Linked DNA regions of Homo sapiens: region 2 is linked to region 1. Evidence: read pairs that join two places in POLR2A ChIA-PET (ENCODE). Cell type or tissue: CD4-positive, alpha-beta T cell. All regions are shown on one strand. Each heading gives the region's core, and the rest is flanking DNA. Links, peaks and the distances in the headings are about the cores only. Region 1 has its middle 30 kb from the start of FOXN3-AS1. Region 2 has its middle 39 kb from the start of FOXN3-AS2.

Region 1 (2,917 bases), core at 255-2,754:
AAGGAAGAGTTGGGTCTAGAACCCAGGTCTGATTCCTTCTTTTTCTCTCCTTCCTAAAAGTCTTTTTTTTTTTTTTTTTTCTTTTTTTTTTGAGACAGAGTCTCACTCTGTTCCCCATGCTGGAGTGCGAAGGCCCAATCTCGGCTCACTGCAACCTCCACCTCCTGGGTTCAAGCGATTCTCCTGCCTCAGCCTCCCGAGTAGCTGGGATTACAGGCATGCGCCACCACGCTCGGCTAATTTTTGTGTTTTTGGTAGAGACGGGGTTTCACCATGTTGGCCAGGCTGGTCTCAAACTCCTGACCTCAAGTGACCCGCCTGTCTTGGCCTCCCAAAATGCTGAGATTACAGGCATGAGCCACTGTACCTGTCCCTAAAAGTCACTTTTTTAAGAAATTACAAAAATCATAATGACCACTGTGGACAACTTAGAAAAGAGTTTTTCTATTTATTTAACAACAATGGAATCACACTGTAAATACACTTAGTACTCCACTTTTTTCTACTTCATATTGTATGAAATTTGTTTCTACAACAACAAAATTGTGAGCTCCATGTGGGCTGAGACCATATCTGCCTTGGTTGTCACTACACACTTTTCACACCTACCAGGTGCCTGGCACATAGTAGGCATTCAATAAACTGCAGAGTGAGTGAATGACCCATGGTTTGGCCACTTGCCACTTTTTGGATATTTAAGTTATTTGCAGTTTTCCACTATTATGAACAAGGCCAAATGAACAGCCAGATTCATTAATATATCTTGTACAGATCTCTATTTCCTTAAAATGAATTCCTGGGCCGGGCACGGTGGCTCATGCCTGTAATTCCAGCACTTTGGGAGGCCAAGGCGGGTGGATCACCTGAGGTCGGGAGTTCGAGACCAGCCTGACTAACATGGAGAAACCCCGTCTCTACTAAAAATACAAAATTAGCCGGGTGTGGTGGCATGCACCTGTAGTCCCAGCTACTGGGGAGGCTGAGGCAGAAGAATCGCTTGATCCCGGGAGGCAGAGGTTGCAGTGAGCCGAGATCGCGCCATTGCACTCCAGCCTGGACAACAAGAGCAAAACTCCGTCACAAAAAGGAAAAAAAAAAAAAACGAATTCCTAAAAGCAGAATTGCTGGGTCCAAGGGTATTCCCGTTGTAATGCCTTGGATACCTGATGCCAAATTGGTCTCTGTAAAGACAATCTTCATTTACTTCCTCCACCAGTCATACAGGAGAGTGAACGCCTAGTTTTCTCCACAGAGATGAGTATGTGAGTTAAGAAGGTGGGCGGCGGGAAGGAACTGTGAAATCCTTCAGCAGGTGTTTTAATGAAAAACTGAGGGCTAGACTCAAAGTTCACTCTGATATCCAGCAACCCCACATAGTATAAAGTGTCTTTCTGAACTTTCACCAGCCCTCCCTCTGACATCCTCTCTGTTGAAAAACACTGTGTGGCACCTAATATTGCCACGAGGAGAAGTACCAACTCCCAGCATCCAAATATATACTCTACTAGGAAACACACCCCATGCCTAGGAGACCGGCAGGCTCCCAAGGGCCGCACAAAAAAACCCAGTCTTTCCACATAAACAGTGACCCACACCAAATCTGGGTCTCTCTGCTACCAAGTCTGTTTTGCTTGACTTGTCTGTAAATATCTGCAGTTGAAAGTCATCATCCGCAGTGGTTTCCTGATGCCTTTCTTCCTTTTTTTTTTTTTTTTTTTTTTGAGACGGAGCTCACACTGTTGCCCAAGCTGGAGTGCAATGGCACCATCTCGGCTCACTGCAACCTCCGCCTCCCAGGTTCAATCGATTCTCCTGCCTCAGCCTCCCAAGTAGCATTAGAGGCACCTGCCAACACGCCCAGCTAATTTTTGTATTTTTAGTAGAGACGGGGTTTCACCATGTTGGTCAGGCTGGTCTCGAACTCCTGACCTCGTGATCCGCCCGCCTCGGCCTCCCAAAGTGCTGGGATTACAGGCGTGAGCCACTGTGCCTGCCGATGCCTTTCTTCTTACATGTACACATTAAAGATATACTGTTAGCCTCAAAACACACTTTTCATATTTGTTTCTTAGAAAAAGTTGGGTTCTTCCTCATATAAAATCAGCTAAATAAATTCCAAATGAATGTATTGATCAAAGAGTTCATATCATTTCTTCCCGCCCCACGCCCACACACACAGGTCAAGGAGGTGATTTGTGGGAAGAAAATGGAGCTCTATAGATCCTGAAGCTTAAAGTTCCCAGCCCAGGATCTGCATAAGGTGGGTGCTCACTGGGAAGTCAGCAGGACCATGTCAGCAAGGAAGAGGCTCGAACACCCACATGCACCCTCCCTGCACCACACCATCCTGTACACAAGGCACTCAGGATACAAACGTGATCACCAGCTTGATCCTCCTCCCCTTTGCCCACTGCTTCTCCCTCTCTCCTCCCACAGGGCTGAGAGTTGATTGCCCTGGGAAATCACTGATTTTTCACAATGACCCTGTCTGACAGGGCAAAAGATGAAAAGTTACTTATATTCTCTACATAAGAAATCCTGGGTGGGGTGCGGTGGCTAACACCTGTATTCTCAGCACTTTGGGAGGTCAAGGCAGGAGGGTGGCTTGAGCCCAGGAGTTCAAGACCAGCCTGGGCAACATCAGGAGACCCCATCTCTAAAAAAAAAATACAAAAACTAGCCAGATGGGGTGGTGCGGCGCCTGTAGTCCCAGCTACTCAGGAGACTGAGGTGGGAGGACCAATTGAGCCTGGGAAGTCAAGGCTGTAGTGAGAGCTGTGATTGCACCACTGCACTCCAGCCTGGGCAACAGAGCAAGAACACTGTCTCAAAAAAAAAAAAGAAAGAAAAGAAATCCTGGATTCAAATCCCACCTCTGTCACAAAATTATTGGGTCAAGGTTACCTTCTGGGTCTTC
Region 2 (2,917 bases), core at 304-2,803, 170 kb after region 1:
ACACACTCATTCTTCTTTGAAATGCAGGTGGGAGGAGGAAGGAGATAGCTTTAAACAGCCTCAACATGAAAAGCGTCAGTCAACACAATTCAATAGTTAACCACCATCATTTCGATCATTTCATCGTTACCACAGCCAACTATTTGGTCCTTATGCTAGTTTCATCTTTGTAAAGGAAATATTTCATATGTAATTTTTTTTTCCCAGCACAAATTGTTGGAAGATCTTTGGCTTCCTGGAAAACTTATTATTTTAATTGTCATCTCTAACCCCATGCAGGTAGTAGAAACATGGCAAGCACAATGAAAGTAACAGGAGAATGTACAGAGGGGTCTGTCCTTTCTACTTCTATAGACTCCTCAACTGAACTCCCTCTGAGAAACAATGCAGGGAGGTTGGCTGTGGCCATGAGCAGCACAGTTCTACTGCGGTTTGCCTGAATGAAGAGTCTCCTGATTTCTCATCTCCATACCAGGCAGAGGTGAATCTAGTGATTGTGAAAATCAAGAGTGGAACTGAAGGGGATTCCTCTGCCTGCCACCCCTAGAAATCCTCAATACTGACAGCTTCTGGGATGTAAGGGGGAAAACTGAGCCCGATCTCAATACTGCCATTTCAGAACAATCTCATCATTGAGGAGATAATGTGAATATATTTGATGATATGCAAATATCATCTGTGTGTTATCATTTTACTCAACACTCAAAACACTACTGAGTCTGCCAAGCAGATTTATATAGCTTGGCAAATTTTCATTTCATGAATGACACTTCATATGAAATTATTTTCACTGACTAATAGAATAACAGTGATAGAACAGATCTTGAGGTGGAAATAGAATAAAGCCATGCATTTCCAGCAAAATTATAACCAACTAATCTCAAACACCTCCATATGATGTTCCTATAATTTATAAATAAAAGGGGCCCTGGTTTATAAGTAACCCCTAAAAATATGCCTTCCCTCTCATTATAGACTGGGCCAGGGCTCTTTCATGCTTGTGGTCAGTCATCTTTTTCTGTATGTACGTAGGCTTCCTAGGGTACACTGTATTACGTCACTAATTGCCACCTTTTTCCTGCTCACTATGAGCACAAGCAGCCTCTTAAATTGTCAAGGCAAAAGTTCTCTCTTTCGCTAAGAGGTTCCAGGGCTCTGCAAGCAATTCCCCAAGGTCTTCTCTAGAGAACATTTTAGAAGCAGTGATTTGCAAACTGTGTACACAGTGGTACTGGGTTCCAGAGTGTGCCCTGGGCACAGCCCAGGTGACAATAGCAGGCTCTGGGCTCCTAGTTCCCTCAGAGCAGCTCTGTTTTTATTTGACTCATATATTAGGGTCTTGCATAAGATTCTATTTGTTGCTAAGTAGAAAACAAAAATGATGTCTATGAAAATGTGTGCAAACCATTGCAAGAAATGGTTCCGTCTCCCTCAGGCACTCTTAACCTCCCTCACCAGGCTGCTCTCTGCAAATGGAGGCGGATGCATTTATTTTCCTTTAAAGAAGCTTACCCTTTTCTCCTCTTCCCGAATTTGAAACATCTAGGAATTGAAGCAATTAAATATACTCATTTTCAACATTCAGAAACTAATCCAGACTTCTGCACAGCAAATCCTTTCAAAGTTAAAATTTGTTTTTCTCATGTGTACTATAAACTGGATTTAGCCAACCCATCCCCAATTTCGATTTTTTTTTTTTTTTTTTTTTTGCTATCAGCAAGGTTGGCATATACCTAACGTGTATTCTTTATGGACCTTTTGTTATAAGCAATGAGAAGAATGAAGCTGCCTCTTTCTCTTTACCTCTCTACACTAATCCAAAATCGACACTGGCATTTGGTTGGTATTCTGGAATAATTATTAGAAATTTGGCATAGCCATCCAAAAACAGCAGCTTCAGTGAGTGTGTGAGTAACTAGCTGACAACTGAAAATGAATTGGAATTGTATTGAACATCTTGTTCATTTGTATTAGGAAAATAAGTTGCACATGGTTGTACCACGATCAATTTTCCTAATTCCAAAATCAGAAAGAAATAAACCTAAATGCCACAGGTTTGCAGAGAATGAATTGTACCACTCCAAAGCCCCTTTCGAAACGAAGTGTTCTGAGCCAACTATTTGCAAGACAATAGAGAATGAAGGTAGATTCTAGAAACCAACAAATCCCATTCATTTCCTTCAGTTTGTAAAAACAAGCAACTGACATGTTTCCTGCCAATGAACACACTTGCAGATAAGAAAGCTCCCTACAGGAAATCCTTGCTAAAAGAGACCAGTTGTCCCATTAAACTTAATCTTCTTTACCAAGTCCTAATCAGTTAAATATCTGGGTGATTTAGCATATATTTCATAATCCCATGTTGTCAAATATTTAACTTCTACAGTATATATTTCTACGACATACATGCAGAATATTAAACATTAAAATAGAGTTAGGACTCTCCTCCTCCCCACTCCCCATGCAATTAGTTGATGAAAATAAGGGAAATTTGCTGCTTTTTAAAAAGACCAAATTGTTAATTGAACAAGTTTTAAAACTGACCATTATCAATTAAGATAAAGCTATTCAATGCTTCAAATTGCCATGACTTAAAGGAAGACGTTTCTAAATGAATATCAAGAACATAAAATCTGAAGACTGCCATTAACAAGATTAGAAAAATATAAGAAATGTATTTGCTTTATATTTTACAAGGTTCGATGTTGATCCTCAAAGTCAAAATTTAGTACAGGGCCTCTGGTTATTTTTTGCTTAGCAAAATGAACGGGGTTGGGGGTGGAGGCTAGGGGGAGGGGAGGTCTCCAAACTTTTTTCTTTATAGTCCTCATGGAAATCATTACCAAGATACTGGAAATATTTGCAATTTTGATACTGGGAACGTCTCAATTATCCTAAAAACAAAAGCACTCTTCCC

Evidence for each region. Peaks named below come from ENCODE experiments on the same cell type or tissue, not always from the same donor. Only the 100,000 strongest peaks of a DNase experiment are listed, where the experiment ranks them.
Region 2: POLR2A ChIA-PET joins it to region 1 with 12 read pairs; 6 of 35 experiments call an interaction of 5 or more read pairs at or near these places.

What each region holds. Positions count from the first base shown.
Region 1 is chr14:89,446,116-89,449,032 of GRCh38, forward strand. It overlaps a transcript of FOXN3 not described here. Among named protein-coding and RNA genes, the nearest start is that of FOXN3-AS1, 30 kb to the left of the region's middle. In CD4-positive, alpha-beta T cell, for the core only: no CTCF peak of the experiment used is centred there; a DNase peak (open chromatin) is centred at 1,616.
Region 2 is chr14:89,613,430-89,616,346 of GRCh38, forward strand. It overlaps a transcript of FOXN3 not described here. Among named protein-coding and RNA genes, the nearest start is that of FOXN3-AS2, 39 kb to the left of the region's middle. RefSeq lists an enhancer at 1,115-1,204. In CD4-positive, alpha-beta T cell, for the core only: no CTCF peak of the experiment used is centred there; no DNase peak of the experiment used is centred there.